Linked DNA regions of Homo sapiens: region 1 is linked to region 2. Evidence: chromatin loops called from intact Hi-C (ENCODE). Cell type or tissue: mammary epithelial cell. All regions are shown on one strand. Each heading gives the region's core, and the rest is flanking DNA. Links, peaks and the distances in the headings are about the cores only.

Region 1 (8,338 bases), core at 333-8,332, 79 kb after region 2:
ACTTTATCATAGGTATGTTTAGAAAAAACACAGTGTATGTGGGGTTCAGTACTACCGATAATTTCAGGCATCTTCTAGGGCCTTGAAACATGTTCCGCTTGGATAATGGGGGACTACTGTAAATGTAGGACAAAGCCACTTAACTCAGAAGGCAGAGATCAGTAAGTGGTGGATTTTTATTGACACATAATATTTTACATACTTATAGGGCACATGTGATATTTTTTGTTGCATGGATAGAATCTATAATGATTAAGTCAGTGTATTTGGGGTATCCATCACTTTAAGTATTTATCATTTCTATGTGCTGAGGACATTTCAAGTCCTGTCTTCTAGCTACTTTGAAATATAAAATATATTATTGTTAACTACAGTCGTCCTACTCTACTATTGGACATTATAATTTATACTGTCTAACTGTATGTTTCTACCCATTAACCAACCTCTCTTCTTCCCCTACTCTTACCCACACACCCTTCCCAGCCTCTGATATTTATAATTATACTCTCTACCTTTGTAAGATCAACTTTTTTAGCTCCCACATATGAGCAAGAACATAAGATATTTGTCTTTCTGTGCCTGTCTTATTTTACTTAAAATAATGACCTCCAGCTTTATCTATGTTGCAGCATAAGACATGATTTCATTCTTTTTTATGACTGAATAGTATTCCATTGTGTATATATACCACATTTTATTTATCCATTCAACCATTGATAGATACGTCGGTTGATTTCATATCTTGGCTATTGTGAATAGTGCTGCAATGAACACGCGAGTGCAATTATTCCTTTGATATACTGATTTATTTTCCTTTGGATAAATACCCAGTAGTGAGATTGAGGATTGTATGGTAGTTCTCTTGTTAGTTTTTTGAGAAATTGCCCTACTGTTTTCCATAGTGGCTGTACTAATTTACATTCCCACCAACAGTGTGTAAGAGTTCCCTTATCTCTGCATTCTTGCCAGAGATGAGGCAAGAATGCTTTTTCCTTTTCAACAATAACCTTTTTTTTTTTTCTTTTGAGATGGAATCTTGCTCTGTCACCCAGGCTGGAGTGCAATGGTGTGATCTCAGTTCACTGCAACCTCCAACTCCTGGGTTGAAGTGATCCTCCTGCCTCAGCCTCCCAAGTAGCTGGAACTACAGAAGTGTGCCACCATGCCCAGCTAGTTTTTGTATTTTTAGTAAAGCTAAAAATTTTGTATTTTTAGCTGGCCAGGCTGGTCTCAAACTCCTGACCTCAGGTGATCCTCCTATCTTGACCTCCAAAAATGCTGAGATTATAGGCATTAGCCACTGTGCCCAAAAATAACCATTCAATGAAATGATATTTCATTGTAGTGTTGTTTGTTTTTTGTTTGTTTTTAGTCTCTATTTCATTTAGTTCTGCTCTGATCTTTATTATTTCTTTCCTTCTACTAATTTTGGGTTTGATTTGCTCTTGCTTTTCTAGTTCCTTGAGATGCATCACTAGATTGTCTGTTTAAAATCTTTCTACTTCTTTGATGTAGGTATTTGTTACTATAAACTTCCCTCTTAGCACTGCTTTTGCTGTATCCCATAGGTTTTAGCATGGTGTGTTTCCATTTTTATTTGTTTCAAGCCTTTTTTAAAAAATTTCCTCCTTAATTTCTTTCTTGACTCAATGGTCATTCAGGAGCATGTTATTTAATTTCCATGTATTTGTACAGTCTCCAAAGTTCTTCTTATTATTGACTTGTAGTTTTATTCTGTTGTGGTCTGAGAAGATATTTGATATGATTTCAATTTTTAAAAATGTGTTGAGCTTGTTTTGTGTTCTAACATTGTTTTCATGATGATAAATATTGTTCTTTTGCTTCTCAGTGGACTCCCTTAAGCATTTCTTTTAGGGCCAGTCTAGTGGTAACGAATTCCCTCAGCTTTTGCATGTCTGGGAAAGACTTTGTTTTTCCTTTGTTTTTGAAGGATAACTTTGCTGGGTATAGAATCCTTGGTTGACAGGGTTTTTGTTGTCATTGTTTTGTTTTCTTTCAGCCCTTTGACTTTATTACCCTGTTGTCTCCTGGCCTGTAAGATTTCTGCTGAGAAATTAACTGTTAGTCTGATAGGGGTTCCTTTATAGGTGACTACATGCGTTTCTCTTGCTGATTTTAGATTATTTCTTTGTCTTTGATGTTTGACAGTTTGACTATAATGTGCTGTGGAGAAGTCCTTTGTTGAATTATATCTATTTGGAGAATTCTGAGCTTCCTGTATCTGGATGTCTAAATCTCTTGCGAAACTTGGGAAGTTTTCATCTATTGTTTCATTAAACAGGTCTTCTTTTTCTTTTTCTTTTTAGGCAGGATCTGGCTCTGTTGCTGAGGCTAAAGTACAGTGGCACAATCTCAGCTCACTGCAACCTCTGCCTCCAGGGCTCAGATGGTCCTCCTGCCTAAGCCTCCTGAGTAGCTGGGTTTTCAGGAGCATGCCACCACACCCAGCTAATTTTTGTATTTTTAGTAGAGATGGAGTTTTGCCATGTTGCCCAGTCTGGCCTTGAACTCATGAGCTCAAGCAATCTGCCCTCCTTGTCCTCCCAAAGTGCTGGGATTACAGGCATGAGCCACTGCATCTGGCCTTGTTTCATTAAAAAGGTTTTCTAACACTCATTTTCTCTTTGCCTTCTTGCTTTATGGTATCTCGTATGTCACACAGGCTTTTCTCATTCTTTTTTCTTTATTTTTATCTGACTAGGTTATTTCAAAAGACCTGTCTTCAAATTCTGAGATTCTTCCTTCTGCTTGATTTAGTCTATTGTTGAAGCTTTCAAGTGTATTTGATTTTATTTTATGAATTCTTCAGGTCCAGAATTTGTTTGGTTCTTTTTTATTATCTCTATCTCTTTGGTGAATTTCTCTCATTCATACCCTGAATTGTTTTCTAATTTTGGGTATTGTTTTTCTGTATCCTCTCATGGCTGGAGTGCAATGGCATGATCTTGGCTCACCGCAACCTCCACCTCCCAGGTTCAAACGATTCTCCTGCCTCAGCCTCCTGAGTAACTGGGATTACAGGCATGCACCACCATGCCCGGCTAATTTTGTATTTTTCGTAGAGATGGGGTTTCTCCATGTTGGTCAGGCTGGTCTTGAACTCCCGACCTCAGGTGATCCACCTGCCTCAGCCTCCCAAAATGCTGGGATTACAGGCATGAGCCACTGCGCCCGGCCTCTGAATTTACTTTCATAGGGGAGGAAAAAGTTCTCCCCTATGAAAGTAAGGTGTTTCTTTGGTGTTGGTTAGGTAGAGTGCTTTGGCTTTGATTCTGGGTATGTACATTAGTGTAGTCTCCATATGATTTATTCTGCTGGAACCAGTGCCAGTAGTATCTGTGGCTTCCCCAGCAGCTTAGGATGTGGTTGTTAGTGGAGGCTGTGGTGAAGTATTGCTGGGGACTAGGATACCAGGTGGGCCAGTCTTCAGGCCCCAGTGGTGACAGGGGTGGGTTGAGCATATCTGTCCTTGGATCCCAAGGCAGTATACACTGGCACTGGTGTTAGTGTGTCCAGGCAGGCTGGTTTTTGGGCTTCCAGGTGTCTTGCTTGGGTGCTAGAAATGGTAGTGGTTAGCCAGGCAGGTAGGCAGATTGACGTGGGTGTTGGCAGTATCAGTGGTAGGACAACACGCTGGGTCCCAAGTACCCATGCTAGTGTTGGCAGTGGTTGCAATGGACTGGGCAGGCCAGTCCCCAGGCCTGTAGCTGGTACATGAGGGTGGATGCCAACTATGATGGTGGCAGCAGAGTGGGTAGTCCCAACCTCAGGCATCTGGGAGGAATGCTGTGGTGCCAGTGGTGATGGACTAGACTGGGCTGGGCAATCACCAGGCCCCAAATGGCACACTCAAGTACTGCACTGGGAGAGAGCTGGCCTGTGCAGACCTGTTCTTTGACTCTCTGGTGGGGCATGCAGTAGCTGGCTGTAATAGGTAGGGGTGAAGCAATCCCCAGGCTGCTGATAGAAAGCTCAGGTGAAGGCAGCAGTGACTACACTGCTGCCTGCTACTGCAGAGGATGGGATTGCTTTCAGTGGGAGCAACCATAGGCAGCCAGCTGGGGCTATGCTTTGCTCATGCTTTGGCCCTAGCAGCAGCAGTTTATAGCAGCAATAGCTGAGGACAGTGGAGTTTGTCCTTGAGGCACATAAACATGTGTGAGCGCCCCGCTGCTGGCCAGGGGTGGGGGGAGGGGTGCTGCCAGCGGCTCCTACCTTGGCCCTGGCAGCAGCAGCCAGCAGCGCTGGTGGCTGCAGGCAGGAGCTCCAGAGACATGGAGATTCAGGGGCTGTTGGGCCCTAGGGCAGGATACAGTCTGGTGGGGGCTGGGCCCTCAAAGTGGCACTGTGCTGCAGCCACTAGGGCTCAGGGGTGTGTGGGACTCCGCATAAGGTCCCTCTCTGGAGCAATGCCATTGCACAGTGTACAGGCGCTCTCAGTGTTAGTCTCAGGGCCTGTGAGAGTTGAGGGGCTCTCCCGTGGCTAGGCTGCAGGAGTCTGCAGTGGAAATATGGACCACTACCCTTTCCCCACATTGGGGAGCTTCTCCTGGCTCCCAGCCAGTCTCAGCCAAGAAGGATGCCTTATTTCCCTCTCCTTCCGTGCTTTAAGTGTTGTCTATTACTACTCTGTTGAATTCCTGTGTTCTCCCTTAAATGATCAATTCAAAATGTAGCTTATCTACTCAGTATTTTTGTTATTTTTTGTGAAGAGGTGACTGCCAGATGCATCTAGTCAGCCATTTTGAAGCCCCTCCACTCTTCAAACATTGGTAGTTTTTTTTTTCAATCCTGCCTTTGGCATATACACATGAGAAACACCAGTGAGTTTACTCTGTAGTTTGTAATTGATTCTGATGGTTTGGGGTTGCATTTACTAAAGGGATTATCAAATGAATTCCCTGATGTGGGAGACTGAAAGTATTTATTCATACAATCAACACAATTAGATTCTTACTGTCTTAGCTCAGATACCATAACAAAATACCACAGACTGCAAGACTTAAAACAACAGACATTTATTTCTCACAGTTCTGGAGGCTGGGAAGTTCAAGATCAAAGGTGCTAGAAGATTTAGTATTTGGTGAGAACTCTCTCCCTGGCCTGCAGTCACCACCTTTCCGTATCCACATATGGCAAGGAAAGAGAACTCTGGTTTTCTTATCTTCTCATAGGAGCAATAATCCTGTCATAGGGTCCCCACTCTCATGACCTCATCTAAACCTAATGACCTCTCAAAGGCCTCACCTCTTAGCCCTAATCCATCACATTGAGGATTAGGGCTTCAATATATGAATTTGAGGGGAATGCAAACATTCAATTCATAGCAGTGACCAAACATTTTTATTGTTTCAACCAAAATCAGAGGACTCCATTGTCATGGGATTATGAAGATAGATGAACTATTGAATTGGCTCTGCAATGTCCAGTTTGATCATTCTGTAAAGTAATTGCCTAACCTATACCGCAGAGTGTGGTTTAAAGCAGCTGACTTCTGTATTTGCATAGTTCCTTTCACCTTAGAATAACTTTCTTGTAAATTATCTCATTTGATAAGTTTTCTGTAGCATCAACTTACGAGGTATTTTCCTCAGTTGGCCCCTTCTGAAAGGTAGACAACATTATACGATATTAGGACAAAGACCTTCAGCTTATCTTACCATGACTACTGCTTAGACAGGTAAGGAAAAGTTTTTCAGATAGTCATCAAGTCAGTAGTCCTTTCTCATCCTGATGGTTTTTATTTTCCTTTTCTTTTTTCTTTTTCTTTTTTTTTTGAGATGGAGTGTCGCTCTTGTTGCCTAGGCTGAAGTGCAATGGCGCGATCTTGGCTGACTGCAACCTCTGCTTCCTGGGTTCAAGCAATTCTCTTGCCTCAGCCTCCCAAGTAGCTGGGATTATAGGCATGCACCACCACGCCCAGCTAATTTTTGTATTTTTAGTAAAGACAGGGTTTCACCATGTTGGTCAGGCTGGTCTCGAACTCCTGACCTCAGGTGATCTGCCCACCTCAGCCTCCCATAGTGCTGGGATTACAGGCGTGAACCACCATGCCCGGCACAGTCAATTCATTTTCAAAGAATTATTTTCCATTGATAGGTAACCTTTTATTTAAATATTAGGACACAGACAGGCGCAGTGGCTCACACCTGCAATTCTAGCACTTTGGTAGGCTGAGGCGGGTGGATCACTTGAGGCATGGAGTTCGAGACCAGCCTGGCCAACATGGTGAAACCCTGTCTCTACTAAAAATACAAAAATTAGCTGGGTATGGTGGCACATGCCTGTAATCCCAGCTACTCTGGAGGCTGAGGCACGAGAATTGCTTGAACCCAGGAGGTGGAGGTTGCAGTGAGCTGAGATCATGCCACTACGCTCCAGCCTGGGCAATGGAGCAAGACTCTGCCTCAAAAAAAAAAAAAAAAATTAGGACACAGAGTGCATTTCTTTACATCTAAAAGTGCTGTATGGCATGTACTTAATTTTAGTAAATGTGAATTTAAATTTATTCAGACATTTTGTTAAAATATTATCATACCCTATAGGAGATGTCCTGTAATATCACATTACTTGGCTTGGAAAATCACCCTTAACATGAGGAAGCTTCCGAATCCACTTTGCTTAAGCGTATCTAAAATGTCTGGTCAATGCAAAACTGCCTACCTTTGTGCAAGGTTTTTCTCTGAGCTCTGATTCCATATTCAATACACTCCCAGCTTGAGCTTCATTTATGTTAAATCAATGTTCTGTGTCACACTTAGCTTGGAGGCCAAGTATAGTGGGTCAAATTTATCACAGAATGTATCTAGGAATAATTTAAAAATCATTGACAATATAACATACTAACTTTGTCTCCATGGAAATTTCAATTTTGTATCTATTCCCACAGGTAATTATGAGGAATTAGAAAACTCAGGAGATACAACTGTGGAATCTGAAAGACCAAATAAAGTGACTATTCCAAGCACATTTGCTGCAGTGACCATCAAAGAAACATTAAATGCAAATATAAATTCTACCAACTTTGCTCCGGATGAAAATCAGTTAGAGTTTATACTGATGGTGTTAATCCCATTGATTTTATTGGTCCTCTTACTTTTATCCGTGGTATTCCTTGCAACATACTATAAAAGAAAAAGAACTAAACAAGGTAAATATTTGGTGTATTTCCATTTCCAGAAAATTGCTTCATGTGTTAGTGAACAATCAATAAAACAAAATATTCTTTGCTTTGATACAGAACCTTCTAGCCAAGGATCTCAGAGTGCTTTACAGACATGTGAGTATTATCCTAAAACCTGCCTACAGGTGGGGGTGGGATTGGAGAAGGAGCAGAGATGTTTTAAAATTAAGCAACAAGGACTACATATAATAGTAAGTGATAAATAATACATTTCAATGAAATTTTCCAGAAGTGAATATATGCATATTCCTTTCTTTAAAAAAAAAAAAAGTTTAATTGAATTTCAAAATACAGGCACGCCTTGTTTGGTTGCACTTTGCTTTATTGCACTTTACAGGTATTGCTTTTTTTTTTTTTTTTAACAAATTGAAGTTTTATGGCAACCATTGCCTCAAACCAGTCTATTGGTATCATTTTTTCAACAGCACATGTTTACTTTGTGTCTCTGCATTACATTTTGATAATTCTCACAATATTTCAAATGTTTTCAATACTACTATGCCTGTTATGGTGATCTGTGATCAGTTATCTTTGATATTACTGTTGTAATTGTTTTGGAGTGCCTGAAACCATGCTCACAGAAGACAGTGAACTTAATTGATAAACATTGTGTGTGTTCTGACTGCTTCACCAACAAGCCATTCCCTGTCTCTCTCCCTGTCTTCAGGCCTCTCTATTCCCTGATACAGAACAATATTGAAATTAGGCCAATTCATAACCCTACAATGGCATGTAAGTGTTCAAATGGAAGAAGAGTCACATATCTCTCATTTTAAGTGAAAAGCTAGAAATGATTAAGCCTTGTGAGGAAGGCAAGTTGAAAGCTGAGATAGGCTGAAAACCAGGCCTCTTGTGCCAAACATTTAGCCAAGTTGTAAATGCAAAGAAAAAGTTCTTGAAGGAAACTAAAAGTGCTACTCAGTGAACATACAATGATAGGAAAGCAAAGCAGTATTATTGTTGATATAGAGAAAGTTTCAGTGGTCTGGGTAGAAGATCAAACCAGTCACAGCATTCTCTTAAGCCTAAGCCTAATCCAGAGCAAGGCCTTAATTCTCCTTAATTCTACAAAGGCTGAGAGAGGTGAGGAAGCTGCAGAAGAAAAATTGGAAGCTAGCAGAGGGTGTTTCATGA
Region 2 (8,338 bases), core at 299-8,298:
TGTGTTGGTCGTATTTCATGATCTTGACTCTCAACTGTTTTTGTTTCTGTTTGTCCCCTTCCTGTGCCCCTAGAAGCACTAGCAGGAGTGTTTTGCAGATGGAGGGGTGCCTTGTCTGCTGTCGTCTTTCCATGTAACACTGAGTAGTCTCAGAACTAATTTAGTGGATTTAGATTTGGAAGAATCCATCATGCTCAGGTCTTTTCCAAGACGGTCAGGTTTCTTGCATTCATCTTCTTACATCAGTGCTCAGGCATTTGCCATTGATATTTATAACTGCTGGCCCATTTCAGAGACTCTCTTTTTTACCAAGACAATGTCCTCTTATTTGGCAGCTCCTCCCTGGCCCCTGCATATCTGCTCTGGTGCCTTAGTAATAATCCTCTACTAAATTCAAGGCTGAAAGCAGACTCCCACGGCCTTTTTCTAAACAGCTCACATCATAATCTAATCAGTCCAGAAAGTTCAGAAACATTTATTGTGCACCAGGTAAGGGCCTGACACTGTATCAGGGGTTCTTGTATGTGTATCATCATGTATACACCAAACAGGAAAGAGAGAAACTCCTTAGTCTTCATTTCCAGCCCTCTGGCTCTCCCCAAATACTGGTCTTCTTTCTCCTAAGTCCCCCCAGGGTACCACTGCACCATAGGCAGGGTTGTTACTTTGCTCTAACACCTAGAGTTTCTCCTGCTAATGTGTGAATGAAGGGAAAGATACTTTCTCTGCTGTTCCTGAACCCTATTTTTGCCTTTTGGGTAATAATGCAGAGGGGAAGGGTAAAACCGACTGTGCAGCAGATACCTCTTAAAGGCTCCTGTCCTGGGCTACCCTCTGTTCCCAAGCACCTGACCTACTGCAGAGCATCTCCTCCTCTCTGTCCCCCATGCCAATTTCCAAAGGGAGCCTGCCAAAGGGCTGAGTGCAATCATCACCGAGCAGGGACCCCACAAGTTGCTGGACTATGGGGAGATCTGAAGGTTTCACAGGGGAGAGGCCCATGGAGGGCTTGGGGCAGCAACTAATACCAATTTGTACAGAAATACTGAACATTTTAAGAACTAATATGGCCATGCTAATGGATGCTAACCGTATCAGCCCTGCCTCACTGTGTGATCAAGACGGAATGACTTAACCTCACTGGGACTCAATTTCCATGTGCGTTCAAGGGATCGTATTTGTCTTACGTATCTTACAGCCATTATACTGGATCATTGTCTGTGATGAATACTTACTGCTTAATAATTTAAATGCAGAATTTACATGGCTTTTACTTAAACTTTACCTTTATATTTACCAAGACTCTCTGTATGACCTTGGGCCAATTATTTAACTTAACTGGATTTGTTTCCAAATCTGTGAAGTGGGAGGTAACAATAACACCCAGCTCAGAGAGTTGTAAAGATTCCGCAAGTGAATACAGGTGGGATGGTGGGAAGAGTGCCTGGCTTCATAATAATTAGGTGGCACTGAGTTGGCAGCTCCCTAAGTCCTATAAGTGGAAGGAGGGTCTCTGGGCTCCAGTTTTGAAAATGAAAGCCGTATGGGTGACTGGAAAGGGAGGCTGTACTTTTGTTTGCTGAATATTTATATTTCCAGATGCTGATAGTTACCAAAGACAAACAGAAAGGCAAAAAGGATTATTTTTTGACACTTACATGTCTTCTAAAAATTTCCCTTTGACTTTCTCAGTCATCATATACCTTGCTCCCTCTTTTTAACAATCTTGTTAATTTTTTCCACTATTTCCTTATATGAACTTGGGCAAATCACTTAATTTCTCTGAGCCTCACTTTCACTTCTGTAAAACAGGGACAAATATGTGAGAATCAAGCAAGATAAGGAATATGGAACTCCTTTGAAAATTAGAGGCATTGCATTGCTTTTATGAATGAAGACATTTTTATGGTTTACTAATTACATCAGCACAAACTTCTCTTTAGGATTGGAAATGCTTCCCTAAGGGTCATTAAAATCACAAGATAAATAACAAAACCTGTGGAGATATTCAAAGGGAAGGAGGACTATGTATCTTGAAAGTGGATAGAGCAGAAACCTGGAGAGACTTAATGGTGTTCACATATAGAAAAGGTTAGAGAGGATTATGTCCAGCTGTTTTCCATCTTCATTGATGACAGGATAAAAGAAAATGGGCATCAACAGGAGGGATTTAGCTAGACATGAAGAATTTCTCTGCTGTTGCAGATTTTAAAAAATTGAAATGTACTGCTTGGTCTGCATGAGGTTTCTACTCTGAAAATCCGCAGATTTGATGTGTAGTAAGGACACGAGAATTAGCACACCGGGTCAGATCAGGGGATTTGCCTGAAAACATCACAGATGTTCCCAAACTGCCATGTCCACATCCACACTTTTCTAGAACAAATTTATATTTTTAGCCTTTGCCAGTTTAATGACTTATGTGCTTTCTGCATATAAATTAGCATTCCTATTTATTAGTTAAGGGCTGTTGCATTGAGGTTAGAAGCACACACTTAGGAGTCAAAAAGCCTGAGTTCCAATCCTGATTTTGCCCCTTGGAGCTGTCTCAGCTTAGCAATTTTTTTATTTTTATGTTTTTCACCCTCTGTTGCCCAGGCTGAAGGGCAGTGGTATGAGCTCAGCTCACTGCAACCTCAACCTCCTGAACTCAAGTGATCCTCCCAGCTCAGCCTCTCGAGTAGCTGGTACTACAGATGTGCATCACTGCATGCAGCTTATTTTGTTTATTTTCTGTAGAGATGAGGTCTCTCTATGTTGCCCAGGCTGGTGTCAAATGTCTTGACTCAAGCAATTCCCCCACCTCAGCCTTCCAAAGTGCTGGGATTACAGGTGTGAGACATAGCATCTGGCACCTCGGCTGAGTAATTGAGTGCTATACCTTGTTTCCTTATCTCTAAAATGGAGATCATAATGGTTCTTACCTTATGGGTGGTTGTAAGCATGCCTGCCATGGAGCAAATGCTCAAAAATGGTCGCCAGGATTATGCTAATGCAGCCCCTTCATAGTTTCAAAGAGGTGCCTCTTAGAGCTAGTATGTAAAGATTTGTTATATTACTTCACTGTTTTGTATGTGTCCATTTTCTAGTCTGCAGTTTCTTCTTGTCCCTCCTCCTCCTTGTCCTCTTCTTTCTCCTTTTCTTCAATCCATTCTCACAGGAAAGTACATTTCTCTCCTTGTTTATGCTACTTGCCATTCTCTGAACTCTCTTCAGGTCCATTACATCTTTCTTGAAGGGAAGTGACCTGGAATTGTTCAAGTGTGATCCTCCCTAAAGGCAGAGAGATGGACTGAATAATTTATGAAGATACCTTCTGGCAATATCAATCTATGCAATGACTTTCAGGTTAAGGGAATTTTCGTTTCCAAACTACCTCATCAGTTAGCAGATATCTCCTTATAACACTAGGGGTCACTATTAAAGCAATATTTCAAAAGCATTAGCCTTCAACCTGCAATAAAATTGAGAAAATCCTTCAGAACACTGCGAGAGAAAAGATATTATACAGGTAGTTTGAGGGCAACAGCTGGGATTTTATCAGGTTCCTAAATTGAAATTCACTTATTTTTATTTTATTTTTTGAGAGGGAGTCTTGCTCTGTTGCCCAGGCTGGAATGTAGTGGTGAGATCTCAGCTCACTGCAACCTCTGCCTCCTGGGTTCAAGCAATTCTCCTGCCTCAGCCTCCCAAGTAGCTGAAATTACAGATGCCCACAACCACACCTGGCTAATTTTTGTATTTTAGTAGAAACGGGGTTTCACCATGTTGGTCAGGCTGGTCTCGAACTCCTGACCTCTAATGATCTGCCTGCCTTGGCCTACCAAAGTGCTGGAATTACAGGCATGAGCCACTGCACCCGGCCTTGAAATTTATTTCTAATCCCTTCTTGTTTCTCACCCCTAGAAAACAATTCCATTTTCCCTGAGGTGGTAAGACCTGGGAAGATCTGGGGGTGAAAAATCTGCTCTGGCTTGGACTGCTGACTTTAAATCCACTTCTCCAGCTCTGACACCTATGCCGAGCCAACTTCCATAGTTCCAAGCACCTTCAACTCATTTCCACGTGGCAGTCCCCGCTGCCTGCAACTTCAACTCCAGACATGTTAAACCAGAATCCACCTCCCAGTCCTTTATTCCCCTCCACTTTCACACCCAAATAGACTCCCTTTCTCAACTTCCTCATTGGTGATTAAGATTCAACCTGCAATTTAAAGGCCCTCATTCACCAAGTCCTTGCTTTTTAAATATATCTGCTTCTGTAAAATTGGAATAACAATAGTGTGCACTTTATAGAGTTGTGGGGATCAAGTAAGGCCTCCATTAGGCAGCCACCAAGAAAGGGCATGGCTCAGTGTAAGATGCCCCTTCAGCCAGACTCCACGCCTCTCCTAGCAACCATCAAGGGGGATCCCCAACCCCTCCAGCTCCTGTCAAGACACCCCACCCCACCCCCAATCCTTCACTATGTACCTTGTGACCATCAGGACTAATTTCATCATGTCCCTTATCCCCACTGATGTCTGTCCCACAAGAAACCCAAGACTCCCAGGTCACCTCTCATCCCTGGGCATCTAATCCCCATCTGACTCTGCCCATCCCCTTTTCTAGCCTCACTCGCCATCCTCCTCATCTCCCGAAACCCTTTCACTTGCAATCGTCAGCAGAATCCTTTCCTTCGTGCTCTCCTCTGAGTGTGTCCTTCCCCTCCCCCTGGAGGAGTAACTGAAACTTGGCTCTGTCCCCTGGTGACACTGCTTCCCTGAAGCCCTCTGCAGTGGTAGCTGGCTTCCCTTCCACAGGACCTGAAGGTTGGGGTAGGGTTCTTCTTGCTTCTCATTGCTGCTTCTAGACCATGCCCCCTGCCTCCTCCATAATTATCTTATCATCAGACCATATCACTTAGTCTCCAGTCATTTATTAATCACTTTTTTATAATTTTAATAACTGACCCACTTTCACTCACCTCAATATTACCTCTGTCTTGGGTCTTAGCAATTTCAAGTTACACACAGATGATCTTTCTAACACCCTGGCCTCTCTAGTGATCTTGTCCTCCATCCAACTCAGCCACTTATACCCATGGTCACACCCTAGGCCAGTGCTGTCCAAAAGAACTTTCTGCAATGATGGATATATTTTACAGCCACTCTGTCCAATAAAATAGCCTCAGTCACACGTTACATAGGGCTACTGAGTGCTTGAAATGTGACTTCTGCAAGTGAGGAACTGAATTTCAAATTTTATTTAATATTTAATGTAAATGTGAAGCATCTATCTGTGTTTGTATTCTTTGTTCACTCCTGTTCCTGTAGAGGAACTTAGCTCCTAGCTTAGGTCAACTCATCACTAGTACCTTAGAGGTCATTCCCTCCTAAAAAAATTCTCCTTCCTTTCTTCATCAGTTTCCCCCTCTCTACCAGGTTATTCCCATCAACCTCCAAGCATGGTGCTATTTCTCCCATCTTAAAAAAATATTTCTTGGCCCCAGCTTCCCATCTGGCTATTGCTATATTCCCCCAATTCCTTCTAGAGCAAAACTCCTTAAAAGAATTGTAGAGGTCAGGCGCAGTGCTGACACCTGTAATCCCAGCACTTTGGGAGGCCTAGATGGGAGGATCACCTGAGCTCAGAAGTTCAGGAACAGCCTGGGCAACACATTGATACCCCTGTATCTACAAAAATAAAAAATAAAAATGAAAATTAGCTAGGCGTGGTGGCACATGCCTGTAATCCCAGCTACTCAGGAGGCTGAGGCAGGAGGATCATTTGAACCCAGGAGTTTCGGCTGCCCTGAGCTATGATTGCACCACTGCACTCCAGCCTGGGCAACAGCGTGAGACCCTACCTCTAAAAAACAATAACAAACACACACAAATAATTGTCTATACTCACTGTACATTCTCACATTGCTACAAAGAAATACCTGAGACTGCGTAATTTATAAAGAAAAGAGGTTTGGCTGGGTATGGTGGCTCATGCCTGTAATCCCAGCACTTTGGGAGGCCAAGGCAGGTGAATCACTTGAGGTCAAGAGTTGGAAACTAGCCTGGCCAACATGGCAAAACCCTGTCTCTACTAAAAATACAAACACTAGCTTGGTGTGGTGGTGCGTGCCTGTAATCCTGGCTACTCAGGAGGCTGAGGCAGGAGAATTGCTTGAACCCAGGAGGCGGAGGTTGCAGTGAGCTGAGATCGCACCACTGCACTCCAGCCCGGCTTCAGAGGCGACAGAGCAAGACTCCGTCTCAAAAAAAAAGAAATAAAAGAGGTTTAATTGGCTCACAGTTCTCCAGGCTGTACAGGAAGCATGATCTTGACATCTGCTCAGTTTCTGGGAGGCCTCAGGAAACTTACAATTAAGGTGGGGGGTGAGGCATCTCACATGGTGGGAGCAGGAGCAAGAGAGAGCAAGGGGGGATATGCTGCACACTTTTAGACAACCAGATCTCTCGAGAACTGACTGTCAGAAGAAAAGCACCAAGGGGCTGGTGTCAAACCATTTATGAGAAATCCACCCCCAGGATCCAAGCACTTCCCACCAGGCCCTACCTCTAATACTGGGGACTACAGTTCAACATGAGATTTGGAGGGATGCAGATCCAAACCATATGATTCACAGACATCAATGTCTTTTCTCCCATTATTTCTTGAATCTCTACTCTGAAACTGCTCTGAACAGGGTACCAGTGACCTCCATATTGCTAAATCCTGTGATTCTTTCCCAATCCTCATCTGAGTTGACCTGTTGCAGCATTTTACACAGTTGTTTGATCATGCTGTCCTCCTTGAAACGCTTTTTTCACTTGGCTTCCGGAATAGCACACTTGCCTAGTTTTCCTCCAACTTTTCTGATGGTTCCATTTTCTCTCCCTCTCTCCCCACCTTTTTTTTTTTTTTTTTTTTTTTGGTTGGACACAGGGTCTTGATCTGTCATCCAGGCTGTAGCACAATGGTGCAGTCTCGGCTCACTGCAGCCTCCATCTCCCAGGCTCAATCAATCCTCCCACATCAGCCTCCTAAGTAGCTGGGACTACAGGCATGTACCACCACACCTGGCTAACTTTTTTGGTATTTTTTTGTAGAGACAGGGTTTTGCCATGTTGCCCAGGCTTGTCTCAAACTCCTGGACTCAAGCAATCCACCCACCTCAGCCTCCCAAAGTACTGGGATTACAGGCGTGAGCCACTGTGCCCAGCCCATTTTCATCTCCTATAATAGTTTCTTATTCCTCAACTCCTCAACTTCTGAACGTTGGAATGTCCAGGGGCCTAGTCCTCAGATCCCTTCTTTTTGTCTATATGCTCACTCCCTATTTGATCTCATCTAGTCTTATAGCTTTAAATATCACCTATCTGCGGATCATTCTCACATTGTTATCTCTAACACAGACCACTCCCCTGAAGTCCAGGCCAGTGTATCCAATTGGCATCTGGACATCTAAAATCTGACAGGTCCTAAACTGAACTCCTGGTATCTCCCTCCCCTCACACATAACTTGCTCTCTCCAGTCTTCCCTACCTCAGTTAAAGGCAACTCCATTTTTCCAGCTGCTCAGCCTAATCCCTTAGACTTATCCCTGTTTCCTCTCTCTCTCTCTTTGATCCATCAGAGATCCCTCAAGTTTTATTGACTCTATATTCAAGTTATAATCAGAAATTGATTGTTTGTCTATTTGTCACCCGCTCCACTGCAGCCATCTTGTTCTGAGCTACCATCATTTTTCTCCAGGAATATAGCACTAGTGGTTTCTCTGATTCTGCTCTTGTCCCTTGCAATCTATCCTCAAAAATCTGCCAGAGTGATCTTGTTAACATGTATGTTCCATCATATTGCTATCCTGCTCAGAATGCTCCAGTGGCTCCCAGCTCACTTGGAGTAAAAGCCAAAGCCTCATTAGGGCCCCCAAGGTTCAAGAAGATTGGGACTCCACTATGTCTTTACCTAATCTCCAACTTCTCCCCTCATTCACTGAAGTCTAGACAAACTGGCCTTCCCACTGTTACTGGAACTTAGCAGGTGTGTTCATGCCTCTAGGCCTTTGCACATGCTGTTCCCTCTGCATGGACTGCTCTTTGCCCAGATATTTTTGTGGCTAGTTCCCTCATTTCCTTCAGGTTTATTCAAATGTCGCCTTTTATTGAGGTCTTGCCTGGCTCTGCTATTTAAAATTTTACACTCCTCCCCAGCACTTTATTTCCCCTTTCCTGTGTTGTTTTTTCTCCTTAGCACTCAATATTATCTAACATGCTACTAAATTTTATTTATTTATCTTGCTTATGGTCTGTTTCCTCAGTGGAATGTAAGCTCCATCATAGTAAGGATTTTTGTTAGTTTTA

The links. A loop is a pair of places that touch in the nucleus more often than their neighbours do. Peaks named below come from ENCODE experiments on the same cell type or tissue, not always from the same donor. Only the 100,000 strongest peaks of a DNase experiment are listed, where the experiment ranks them.
Region 1: a loop joins it to region 2, with 9 times the contacts of the local background. A loop is called at or near these places in 40 of 110 quality-filtered maps.

What each region holds. Positions count from the first base shown.
Region 1 is chr4:152,651,500-152,659,837 of GRCh38, reverse strand. It overlaps TMEM154 (transmembrane protein 154), which reads left to right. Exons shown (of 7, transcript NM_152680.3): 2 at 6,911-7,171; 3 at 7,262-7,300. Among named protein-coding and RNA genes, the nearest start is that of TMEM154, 24 kb to the left of the region's middle. In mammary epithelial cell, for the core only: a CTCF peak has its summit at 3,866; a DNase peak (open chromatin) is centred at 3,907; H3K27ac peaks cover 403 bases.
Region 2 is chr4:152,730,593-152,738,930 of GRCh38, reverse strand. No RefSeq gene overlaps it. Among named protein-coding and RNA genes, the nearest start is that of TIGD4, 45 kb to the left of the region's middle. In mammary epithelial cell, for the core only: a CTCF peak has its summit at 3,398 (motif pointing right); no DNase peak of the experiment used is centred there.